Regions from separate parts of the Mus musculus genome. Here region 1 is linked to region 2. The links are chromatin contacts, found by Hi-C or POLR2A ChIA-PET in ENCODE. All regions are on one chromosome and are shown on one strand. Each heading gives the region's core, a stretch centred on a gene start or an enhancer-like site at or near the end of the contact. The rest is flanking DNA. Distances are from core to core; before and after follow the strand shown. Region 1 holds the start of Klhl3 (kelch-like 3). Region 2 overlaps Klhl3 (kelch-like 3).

Evidence for each region. Hi-C counts contacts between places; a loop is a spot of excess contacts on that map. ChIA-PET counts read pairs that join two places held with the same protein, here RNA polymerase II (POLR2A).
Region 1: a loop to region 2 is called in a map of left cerebral cortex, with 4 times the contacts of the local background. The contact joins the promoter of Klhl3 here to the enhancer-like site in region 2. A Hi-C loop is called at or near these places in 11 of 37 maps with a recorded cell type or tissue (T-helper 2 cell, adrenal gland, heart and 1 more). POLR2A ChIA-PET finds 5 or more read pairs at or near these places in 2 of 5 experiments (both embryonic stem cell).

What each region holds. Positions count from the first base shown.
Region 1 is chr13:58,110,636-58,116,242 of GRCm38, reverse strand. It overlaps Klhl3 (kelch-like 3), which reads left to right and starts at 2,596. Exons shown (of 15, transcript NM_001362415.2): 1 at 2,596-3,101. The coding sequence starts at 3,088. Gm33389 (a long non-coding RNA gene) reads right to left here. Exons shown (of 5, transcript XR_003950588.1): 5 at 3,273-4,126. Gm52040 (a long non-coding RNA gene) reads right to left here and starts at 2,543. Exons shown (of 3, transcript XR_003950589.1): 1 at 2,476-2,543; 2 at 1,083-1,180; 3 at 1-885.
Region 2 is chr13:58,065,720-58,071,420 of GRCm38, reverse strand. All of the region lies in intron 4 of Klhl3 (kelch-like 3), which reads left to right. Among named protein-coding and RNA genes, the nearest start is that of Gm33389, 3.1 kb to the left of the region's middle. Within about 2 kb of position 3,464, at least 3 of the 3 ENCODE cell types and tissues checked have a DNase peak (open chromatin) inside an H3K27ac peak, as active enhancers do; they include heart and left cerebral cortex, where a contact is called at or near this core.

The DNA.
Region 1 (5,607 bases), core at 1,347-3,846, 46 kb before region 2:
ATCCAGACTGAAAATGTTTTTCTTTCTAACCCTGGTTCTTCTCAAGCCAAGTAAGAGCTGGAGGATTCGGAACAAATTTGGCATGGATGACCGGATGAGTCACTTTGGGATGGAGATCTGGGCTCACCAGGTGCACTTGGGCTAACTGTGGAGGTCGCTCAAGGCATTGGGAAGAACCTGCGGAGTGGGGAGCGGGCTTTGACATAGATTCAGAACAGGTCAAGGATGGGGACTTTCCTCCAGGCAGGAACCACTTTGGTCCTTTTGCGTCTGTCCACTAGAACCCCAAGCAGCCCCTCTTGGGACAGAAGTACAGTCAGGAGCACTAGCCTATACTGAACAGGTCAGACTTTGGCCCACAGTATGCTTGGATAACAGGTAGGAGATGTTAAATGTAGCAGAGACCAGAAAAATATTCCAGTAGCATAGAGAAGGGCCATTGGCTCTGCTACCCTTAGTTCTGGTGGATGGTTTTCCTGGATGGCCATCTCCCTTCCGCCTCATGGAGAATGGGTGGTGTGACGAGTGGGTGTGATCCGACACATCTGGCTGACATCTGGTTTGTCACGTATGGCAAAGGTAGATTGCAAGGGGACCACCTGAGGCTTTATGTTGGCTCTAGTCATTCATTTTGAAGCGTGAGTATATTCCGTCCTTAAGGATTTCCTTCTCAGAGATTTTTCCTCCCCCCTTTCCTGTCTGGCGAAGACGTGAATGAAGGCACCCACAAAGGGAAGTCAGTTTTATATCCCTCCTGTGACTCACCCAGCCGCCTGCCTACCCCAGTGACCTGCCTGCACTCTGGCACGGATTCTGGGATTCCACTTCCTTATTTGCGATGCTCAGCCTCTTGTGGTCCCCATGACTGATGTCCAGAGGAAATATCTGGAACAGAAGCACGAAGCTGATTAGAGGGAGGGAGGGAAGAGGCGGGAGAGAGAGAGGAGGGGTTGACTGTGAACAAGCGAAGACACGGAGCTGCTGGGTGTGAGTGCTCTTCTCGGATGGAGAACGACTCTGGGTTGTGGTCCCAGCTAAGGGGACACTGGTGTGTCTGGGGAGATAAACCTTGAGACTCACACCTCAGCTGGTTCGGGGTCAGAGTGTTCTGTCACGTCCAAGTTATCGACACCTGCTGCGTCTAGACCTGTGTTCCTCCTTTAGCTTGATGGCTTGAACTCTGCGAAACAACTGAAGAAACTTAGCGGGCCCGAACTGTACAAGCAACACGTGCACTTTATATCCTCCTGAGGTTCCCACAGACGCGAGAGTCCAGGAAAGTGGCACCACTAGGCAGATGGCTAGGGCATACCAAGAAGGAAAGCGGGACCTTTGCAACTTTTGTAAACTCGCAATTAGTAGAATTGACAGAGACTTTAGAGAGTGTCCTGGGAATGAAGGATTGAGTGTGAGGTCATAGGCTACCCAGCAGAAGCCCACTCAGCCAGTGCTGCTCTGAGCCTCCAGAGAGGCCGGGTGTATTGGTTGGTGAGGAGTCCTAAAGCAGGGATGGATGGGTACTCGTTTCTGGCTTTTCCTTTCCTGATTGGGGAAGCTTCTGAGAAAATTTTCACCACTAATGGACCCAATTATCTCTAAGCCCTGGTTAGTTCTAGAAGACACAAACTTAGCTTCCGGTCGGCTTTCCACAAGATTGTCTTTAAGCTCGAGAAACAAGGCATGTTAAAAAACAAAAAACAGGGCTGGTGAGATGGCTCAGCAGGTAAGAGCACCCGACTGCTCTTCCGAAGGTCCTGAGTTCAAATCCCAGCAACCACATGGTGGCTCACAACCATCCTCAACGAGATCTGACTCCCTCTTCTGGTGTGTCTGAAGACAGCTACAGTGTACTTACATATAATAAATAAATAAATCTTAAAAAAAAAAACAAAAACAACAAACAAACAAAAAAACCAAAAAAACAAACTCCCCCGGACACTCAGTTAGGGGGAGGTGAGCAATAAGGGCAATACCCTTTGAAGTTTATGTTGGAGGCTACCCGCTGTCACTGGTGTGATTTGGGGAAGGTTTCAGAAGACCTGTGACTTACTGCACTTCCATAAAGACTCAAGGATCAGGGTTAGAGGAGCCATTCCAGGTAGGACCAACATCTAGAGGTTACAGGGCACAGGGGCTTTGGCTGGGAGATGGGGGCTCAGTAGTAGACGTTTTGAGTTGGAGCCACAGCTTGCATAAGGTTCAGTATGGCAGACCTTAGAAAGCGGTTCTGTTGTGGTGTTTTTGTGGTGATCACTGCAATGGTCTTTGGCATTTTGTAATACTGGGGGTTTGTTTCAGTTGCACCTCCCCCTCTCTCCGCACATAACGCATCTGGCCCTGGCTCCCATGTCTAATTCTTCTTATTCATTTCAGTTCTGTGACACCCACACATTCCAACCCACTTGTCTTAATGTCGCATCTCAGAACTACCGTGGGCTCGGGGAGGGGGAATCCGGCAGCGCTGACGTTACTCACAAGTGAATTTTCCCAGGTGGGTAAACTCCATTGCAGGCCACAGAGGGGCCTCCTCATTCCAGCAATCTGGCCAGGCCCACAGACTCACAGCTTAGGAGGAGGAGGAGAGAAGGAGGGGTCAGTTTTTCTCTGTTAGCGTTAGAGAGGATCCCTCTGATCCGCTGTAGTGCAGCCTAGGAGGCAGGAGACTGTGGGGTGGGCTAGTCGCTAGGGCTGGGGATGCCTGAGCAGATGTGGAAACAGCTGGAAAGGTGGCACAGCCCTTGGGTCGCCGCCGCCGCCGCCGAAGCTGTGGCTGTTTCTAGGAGACAGAGGAGAAGCCAGCCTGCGGGGGAGGGGAAGCGAGTGGGTTGCTGCTTTTAGCAGCTGAAAGGGCTGCAGGGAGCTCTGGGTAAGACATTTTCTAGCACCGTCGCTTTTGCGGTAGAAGCCTGCCGCGAGTAAGTCAAGAGGAAGGAGGATTGGGAGGGAGGAGGTCTCAGTTGCAGCCATGCTGAATCACGGTTGCTGATCAGGGTCCCTCACGGGTCTGCTGGGAGAACCCAGCGAGCAGCGCCAGTTCCCGGGTGCATGCACAGTTTGATGACTACTAACCCTGCCGGGCCTCCCACAATGGAGGGCGAAAGGTACGTATGTGTAAGTGTGGTGAGTGCAGTATGCATGTGTAAGAAAACACGAGCGAGCGAGCGAGCGTAAGGTGTAACCACCATTTGTTTGCACCAGCTAGGCAGGTTTGCAGATCCTGGCAACTGCAGAACCCCAAAGCAGAGCGAGGGCAGAAAAGTCTCTTTGGAAACCTTCCTCTTCCAGAGCTCAAAGCTCCAGAGACCCGGCTCTTGCCAAGGGAAATCTGGGTTTGCTGGGCAGTGGAGCACACGGAAAGACGGAACTTCCTGGCCTGTGTTGGGAATAGTCCCGTCTTGAACCGGGATTGCCCTTTTCAGGGAGGCGTTCCTGGTCCTCACAGTGTCTGTCTTTGGTGGGGGGATTTGATGGCACTGCAGAGCTGACCTGGGAGAGGGCACTAGCCTCGTTCATACTGAGGTGGTTGAATTTTCGAGAACCATGCCAAGTGGCTGGCTTTCCTACCTAACCCGGGTCTGTTGTGTGTATGTTGGTGGACACTGGCTTCTGCACTGGCGTAGGTAAGGGAGAAACCCAGTTAGGTGACATTTGCTCACAACCCGTCTCGCCTGTATCAAAAAGTTTGAGAGATGCTGCACGGTCTGTGTCTTCCAGGAGCTCTTGTTTCTCCCTTCATGGACTTTTAATGAAATAGGAACCAACTGGAGGCATTTCAGTACTCGGGTTGAGCAGGAACAGGCTGGCCAGGGTTTGTCTCCCGGCAGGCAGGAGCACAGACAGTTTTCATTTATCCGAGGAGCTGGTCTTCCTATTGTGAAGGTGTTCTGTGCAGGGCCAAGTTTGGCAGACTATGGAGCAGAAGTCTTCGTGCCACCACCTCCTCATCCGTGGGTTGGCACCGAGGGACGGGCTTTACCATTTTCCTTGAGGAGAGAGGATCACAGGGAGAGGCAAGAAGGCTTCCCCTCTAAGTTGTGAGTTGCTGGTTTCACGGGAACGGGCTCCTCTAAACCCGTGAGGTTGCAGACTACTTTAAAGTGTGCACAGCTTGTCCTGAGTCGGGCCCCTGTGAGAGAGAACAGGTGTGATCCATTTCACTCCTCTGTCTGAGAAAAGCTTAAGAAGCCAGTGCGTTCTGTAGTCCCACTCACAAGAAGAGTCTAGGACAGTGACTCTCAACCTTCCTAACGCTGAGACCATTTAATACCCGTCCTCATGTTGTGATGGTACCCCCACCCTCACGCCCAAACCATGGAATTATTTTCGTTACTTCATAACTATAATTTTGCTACTGTTAGGAATCTCTGTTTTGGGATGGTCTTAAGCGACCTCTGTGAAAAGGTTGTTTGACACCCCCCAGGGGTCGTCGTGATCCCCAGGTTGAGAACCATGGTCCTAGGACCTTTTAGACCACGTTCCTTGCAGTTTCTTTCTGGGCTCTCTTCAAAACAGGATTCTCCTGAACAACGGGGGCATCTAGAGGCCTTGGGGCAGAGGTGGACAGTGTCCTTGCTCTTTCTCAATGGCCTGGTGGCTGGCAGAGGGAAGGAGCAAGGAAAGAAGTGTAAGGCTTTGGACCATGTCCGCCTGCATGAGTGGCTGGCACTAGGCTGCCACCATCTGAGCTTGCGGGGACAGTAGTCTTGCCTACAGCTCAGCGTCCCTATACTGAAGAGCTCTTCTTCACTGGTTTGTGAGGGGAGCTGATGTCTGCGGCTTCTGAGTACCCATTTGCTTCTTGTCTAGAGGAGTTGAGAATTTCCAACATTCAGCAGGCTGCTCAGATTAGCCTGTTCTAGGGACAGCTTACAAACCAACCAAACAAGTCACCTTCAATTTGTCTCCCGTCTCCCTCCTGGCTCTCTTTCTGACGCATCCCGCTCTACCCACCAAGAGTTACGCTGCCCACACGCCTTCTCTCTCACCACAAATCCTCCATTCTCAGATTTTTTTTTTTAATTCCCATTTTGTTTCGGGAAAAACGTGGTCCTTTCAGTCCTCATTGATGTTCTTACATAAAAACTTCTTTTTTTGGAGGATCGGGTGGGGACGCTGAGATGGGGGGTCTCTCTGTAGCCCTGGCTGTCCTGAGACCCATTATGGAACTCCTAGAGATCTGCCTACCTCTGCCTCCAGAGTGTGGGGATCAAAGGCCTGTGCCACCTCACCTGGCTAAACCTCTTGCTCATATTTTAGACCTGAATGGTAGGCCCAGCAATTCTTTTTGTGTTTCTGTTTTGTATGACTTACAGGTCCTCGGACTTGGAGATACGTCCTCATCTGAGGATGGTGGCTTCTACGTTTTTGGTATTCCTCACTGGCTACTGCATGGCTCCGCAAACAGCGGGTGTTGGGGAGTAACTTTCTAGTTAACTAATAACATAAGCGAGTTTTATTAATCCTTTGAGAATTTCTTAGAGTGTATTTTGATTATATTCATTTTCCCTTCCCCAGCTCCTTCCAGACCCATTCCCACCTACTTAACCCATCCAGCTTCTTTTTCTCTCTCTCCTCTCCTCTCTCTCTCTCTCTCTCTCTCTCTCTCTC
Region 2 (5,701 bases), core at 2,215-4,714:
GCCAGTCAGCGTAAGGGCGGAAGAATGTCCCCTTTGTCTGTTCAGCGCATGCCCGTCGTAGGCTGTGCTGTTCATCCGCAGGTTAAGTCATGCCTCTGCATGAGCTCAACCCCGGAGTGTTGCGTTTTATAAAAAGATAGGAGAGACCAGAGATATGTTTGATGGAGGCGTGGTACGGTGTGGGGGTAAGGGGTGTCTCTGTGGACCCATGCTGAGGCATCCCTTCCCCTTGAGGGACCAGCCACACGATAGACTTTATTCAGGACATGGGGAGGGGAGTTGAGACAGGGAAAGGAGGGTGTGGGGTGGGAGGAGGAGGAGGAGAGGGAGAGGTATTGAGAGATAGGAGTAGAGGCCGACATGGAGAGGAGGTGAGGGGAATGGGAAGAGAGAGAGGGTAAGGGGCAAGAGTGAGAGCAAGAGAGAGAGGAGGGGGCAAGCAGCCCCTTTCACAGTGAGTCAGGGACCCCTGGCTGTTGCCAGGTAACAGTGGGTGGAGCCTAGATGAACCGCCAACATGGAGTGAGGAGTTTTTAGCTCAGGTTGTATTTAGTTTATGAAGGAGGAACCAGAAGCTCAGAGACTCCTCTCCTCCCCAGGCTGCCCTTGTGTCTCAGGGGGCGAGAGGCCGTTCAGTCTTGGTCACGCAAAGACCCCGAGACCGAGATCGGAGTCTCACCAGAGTGTGGTGATGACATGCAGCGTGCGCCTTTCCCCTCTTTCTCAACCCTGCCTGGCCCTCTGCCATCTGGAGCTGGGAAAGGCAGAGGACCCAAGAGAGGACACGCATACTGTGCTTCAGTTGGGGAGATAATTGGGGAGGGGCAGTCTTGACTTCCACAGATCACGGGGCTGAACAGACAAGGGTACTTACACTCTTCTGCCCTTACAGGAGTGACGGAATTTGTGTGATTCGAAGGGTTAGCTAACGCCCCTCCAGTGATCAGGATGCCCATTTCCCATTGAAGCTCCAGGTTGGAGCTGTCTGGGAGGCTGGCTTGATGATTGCTTGTTGTTTCAACTTAGCCCGACCATTCCTCTTACCTGCCACACCCTTCGCCAGCACTGTCGATGTAACTGCACTGATCCCCTGGTGTCTGCAGTGTAGGGACGAGAGACATCCGTTAAAGAAAGACACGAGTCACGCCTGTGCACAGTCCAGCAGTGAGAGAGGATGCCAGGGGACACTTTGGAGGAAGGAAGGTTTTGGGAAGAATCTTTTTTTAAGAGTTGAGCTTCAAGCTCTGGTTGAGGAATGTGTGGTAGGCAGAAGGATGCTAATGTGGGGTCAGGCGTGGGCGGGCAGATCAAGTGAGGCACATTTCATTGTCCCTGCATAGCCTGCAGTTCCAGGAAGGTCTCCTGGCTTTTATATAGTTACCATAGCACTTTGGGCTAATCTACCATTTGTAGAAATATAGGTCTCACTGTCCTGGCTGGCCTAGAGAGCTCCCTGTGTAGACCAGGCTGGCCTCAAACCCATAGAGATCCACCTCCCTCTGCTTCCTGAGTACTGACACTAAAGGTGTGTGCCGCCAGGCTAAAATGTGTAATTTGGATAATTAGAAAGGTTTTGGTCCTTACTTCCTGACAGGGATAAGATGTTAGGAGCAATATAACAGTAATACATAATAATTTATTGTTAAGGTATTAAGAAATTAAGGCATTAATTAATAAATAAAAATAATAGGTATCTTTCAATAAAAAGGTAATTTTTTACACCTCTGGCCTAACCCTGTGCTGATCTTTCTGTCTTACAAAATGCATTATTTCAAGGTGGTGACAGCAGATACCAGAGAGCTCTATAGAAAGTGACGTCATTACTTTAAAAAAAAAACGAATTTGTGTGTGGGGGGGCAGGGAGAAGGAGGGGCTAGAGCAGTTTAGAGGGATTAGTGAGGAGACAGCCCTGGGCTGCCTTCAGCATGGCCCCTGGTTCTGTCTGAGGAGAAGCCCTTGACTCTGAGTGCTTGCCCTGTGCCTTCCCCCATCTGCTGGGGTCTTTCCACTTCCCTGATACCCTGCTGCAAGTTCAGTCTTCTCCATCCAGCAGAGGTCCTACATAGGTATTCATAAACTGCCCCTGCTCAAACCCTGGCTCCCCTCATTATCTGGCTGTGATACCAAAGCGAGTCAGGTGATCTCTCTAGATGTGGTTGTTGTGACAACAGGGTTTACTTTGACAGGGCTGGTGTGAGGGGTGCACATACTGACATGGCCTTAGAGCAGGGCCTGGCACCTGGTGCACAGTATTACCTAAACAGGGTGATGCCGTCATACGTATACGTATGACATGTACGTAGAAGGCGTTGATGCTGTTGGGGACTGAGGACAGGTGGTCAGGTAGCCGGGTGGGGAGTAGGAGCCATGGTGAAGGGGGCGGGGCAAACCCCATCTGATCTACAGGTGGCTGGCAATTCTCCTAGGGGGGAGCATTCTTTACATACCTCCTGGCTCCTGGGATATGCCCAGAATGCTTGGTGTGGACAGAGGCCTGGACTAGGCACCAGCTATTCTTCGGAGGAGAGGGACCTTTGGACTATCTGTTGAGGATCAAGGGATGTAAAAGCTAGATCTAGAAGGCACAGGGCCACAGGCTGTCCCTCCCGTGTGCTGAGCTGCATGGAAACTCATCTTGTTCCACATTTGGACAGGCATTCAGCACTTTTCTTCTCGAACTATTACTCTGCGCCGGCCAATGATGGCATCCGCAGAGAAGTTGCTGTGACAGGCTGCTTCCCCAAGGAACAGCTGCTCTGTAGGCAGAGACAGATGGAGGGTCTGGTGGAGGTATCCAGGAGGAAGTAGTCACTACTGCCTGATGGGAGGAGAAGGGGCGCAGACCACACTCAGGAAATGTTTGGGCCAGACTCTGGAGGAGAGGGGCTGGTCTGGCTTGCCTTCTGTCTTTGTGCCCATCCCCCTAACCCAGGCTGGGAGTCCCCTGAGGGGCCTACTGAGACTGTCCCTGAGAGTTAAATCTCACCCCTTCCTAGGCGCATGCTTTTGCATGTATGATGTTCAAACAGGCTTAGAAAGCTGAGTAACACAGGGCAGCACAAGAGGAGTGGGGACCTGAACCCGGCTCACTCTGACTAACCCGAGTTAGTTACAAGAGGCTGGGCTGAACTTTTTTTTTTTTTTTTAAGATTTATTTATTTATGTATATGAGTACACCATTGCTCTCTTCAGAGACACCAAAAGAGGGCATTAGATCCCATTACAGAGGGTTGTGAGCCACCATGTGGTTGCTGGGAATTGAACTCAGGACCTCTGGAAGAGCAGTTGGTGCTCTTAACCGCGGAGCCATCTCTCGAGCCCTGAACTCATTTCTTAAGCGAATGACCTGAGCCTAGGTTTCTGCCCCTAGCGGTCAATTATAATCAAAACTGCCAGTGCTAATGGCAGTGCTCACTCCTATAGACGCATCCCCAGCTTGGCTCTCTCCCTAGCCACCACCGTGACCACGCCCACTGTACTGTTGAGCTCGAAGCTCACAGAGCTAAGGTCATTGTCCTCGGTCACATGGCCAGCAAATGGGAACACTGAAAGTGACGCTTTGATCGCCTGCTGCCCACTGCCTGGTCACCTGCACTTTGCTTGTACTCTTTAGTCCTCCCCACCCCGCAGAAGGCTCTAATAAGCACTTCTGGTCTCTCTGGTCGCCCTTCACCTGGCACTCTGGCGGGCGCTCCCCCCTCCCCCAATAGAGTTCCAGGACGAGGTGTTTTCTGAGGCAGGGCATTTCCTCTTGTTTTTGCAAAAGGAAGCAAAGCCTGCGACGGATATCCTCTGCTGTGCTTTCTTGTGATATAGGGAGAGAACAAACAAGACAGGCCCGGCACAGCAGAAGTGGAAGGCTGGCTATTTACAAGCCTAGGGGACCTGTAAACTCCTTGCTGTGGGCCATTCCCGGCTGCTTTAGGAAAGAGGGGCTGAAAGGCAAGCTGGTTGCTTTAGACCCAGGGTAATTTTCCATGCCGATGGGTAGTTCCTGCTAACTCCTCCTTCCTTCAGCGGCCAGCATCCATGCTATGGCTCTCTCTACCCTCACAGTGTATTCAAAGCATGGAGCTGGGCTCAGGAAGTAGAGAAGAGGAAATGCCCCCAAGTCCTGCTGATGTGGAGGATGGGACCGACCTGTTACCTTCCCCTGGGAAGTTGGGTTTGTGTGTATGGCCCTATCTGATAGCGCCTCAGTCTATCCCGGAGCAACAGAGCATGAAAGGTGGCTTATCTCCTGGTCTTCCCATCCTTTCCTTTAATGTCATGGCCTCCTCCAATCTTCTTCCTGTCCAGAATGAAGCTACAGAGGGCAGAAAAGGGCCTTTAGCCATTAGATCACAGCCCGGTTCATTGTGGGAAACCAGGTCCGGGGAGCTCTCAGGTAGGAGGGGCTACTGTCAGGTAGGAGGGGCTACTGTCAGGTAGGAGGGGCCAAGCAAAGCCAGGGTGGGAGTGGACACTCTCATTAGCTCTTGTGTGCTAAGTGAGTTTTGTGAGCTACAGTAGGGAACTTGGAAGCTGTGTGGGTAGTCTGCCCACACAAGTGTTAAGTTAGATTGTAACCTAAGGCACGCGTTCAGGAAATAATTTGTTATTGTACTTCTCAAGCTGGCTGTCATGAGCTTGAAAACTGAAGCCCTGAACTGTGCTGTCTTTCCCGAGGGAAGGAAGGGAGGGTGTGTCTCCGGCATGGTCTTGCTGGGGCTTGGCAGGGAACGCAGCCTGGGTATAGGCAGGAATCTCAACCATCCAGAGAGTTACTGGCAAGAGAAACCCCTCCCCCGCCGCCCTATGCTAGCATAAATAAATGTTCCAGGTTGCCTAGAACTGAAGGGGACCCTCTGAACTTGTCTAAAACTATCAGGGTCAGACAATACGGGATGATTGGTCAGAGGCTCTGCGGGGTCACATTGTGTGGAGCCTTCCACTCCTAGCGTGTACCCAGCGAGAGTGGCAAATGGATCTCCACCTCTCTGGCTGGCAGGGACTAATCTGGTCTTGGGATCTGTATGGCCAGGCCGAGTGGCCCACAGGTTAATTGAGTTTCCAGGTTTATGGCTGCGGAGTTGGGTGGAGGCTGCCTGGCGGGGATGGAGCTCGGGCGGCCAGATTTGGGCTCTCCTTGGGTTCGCCTACAGTTTTACAACTCCGAGGCTAAGTCGATTTTTATCTCTCTCTTCTTCAGAAATGAATCAGTGGGCCAGAAAAGACCAAGGACATTGTGTTAACTCAGTTTTGCTGGGGACACGGCAAGAGGGAGGCAGCGTGTGGGGTGGGAGGAGGGGAGCGGCCTTTCCAGGGAGAAGTAGAAGCTGTTAGACAGGCAAAGCCTTCCCTGTGGACACCTGGCTTAGTGTGATGCACAGTGGAGTTCTTGGTGGCAGAAGTGGATGCATTTGGGCAAGGAGGAGGAACAGGGCACACTGTCCTACAGCACTGGAAGCTCTGGGGTGTCCCTCGGTGCTGTCAGACTAGGATAGTTGGTTACCCCCTGTGGAAGGACAAGGACCAGGCATGATCCTTGTCCAGGGATCGGCTTTAGGCCTTAGCACACAGAGGCGATGGAAGTCTATACGGAGGGCTCAGAGATGTTTTGGGAGAAGATCAGCACCCAGCATTTAAATTATTAAAAACAAAAAAAGGCACGCATTATTCCCCAATTAAAAAGAACAAAAACGTTCATGCCTGCAGCCTC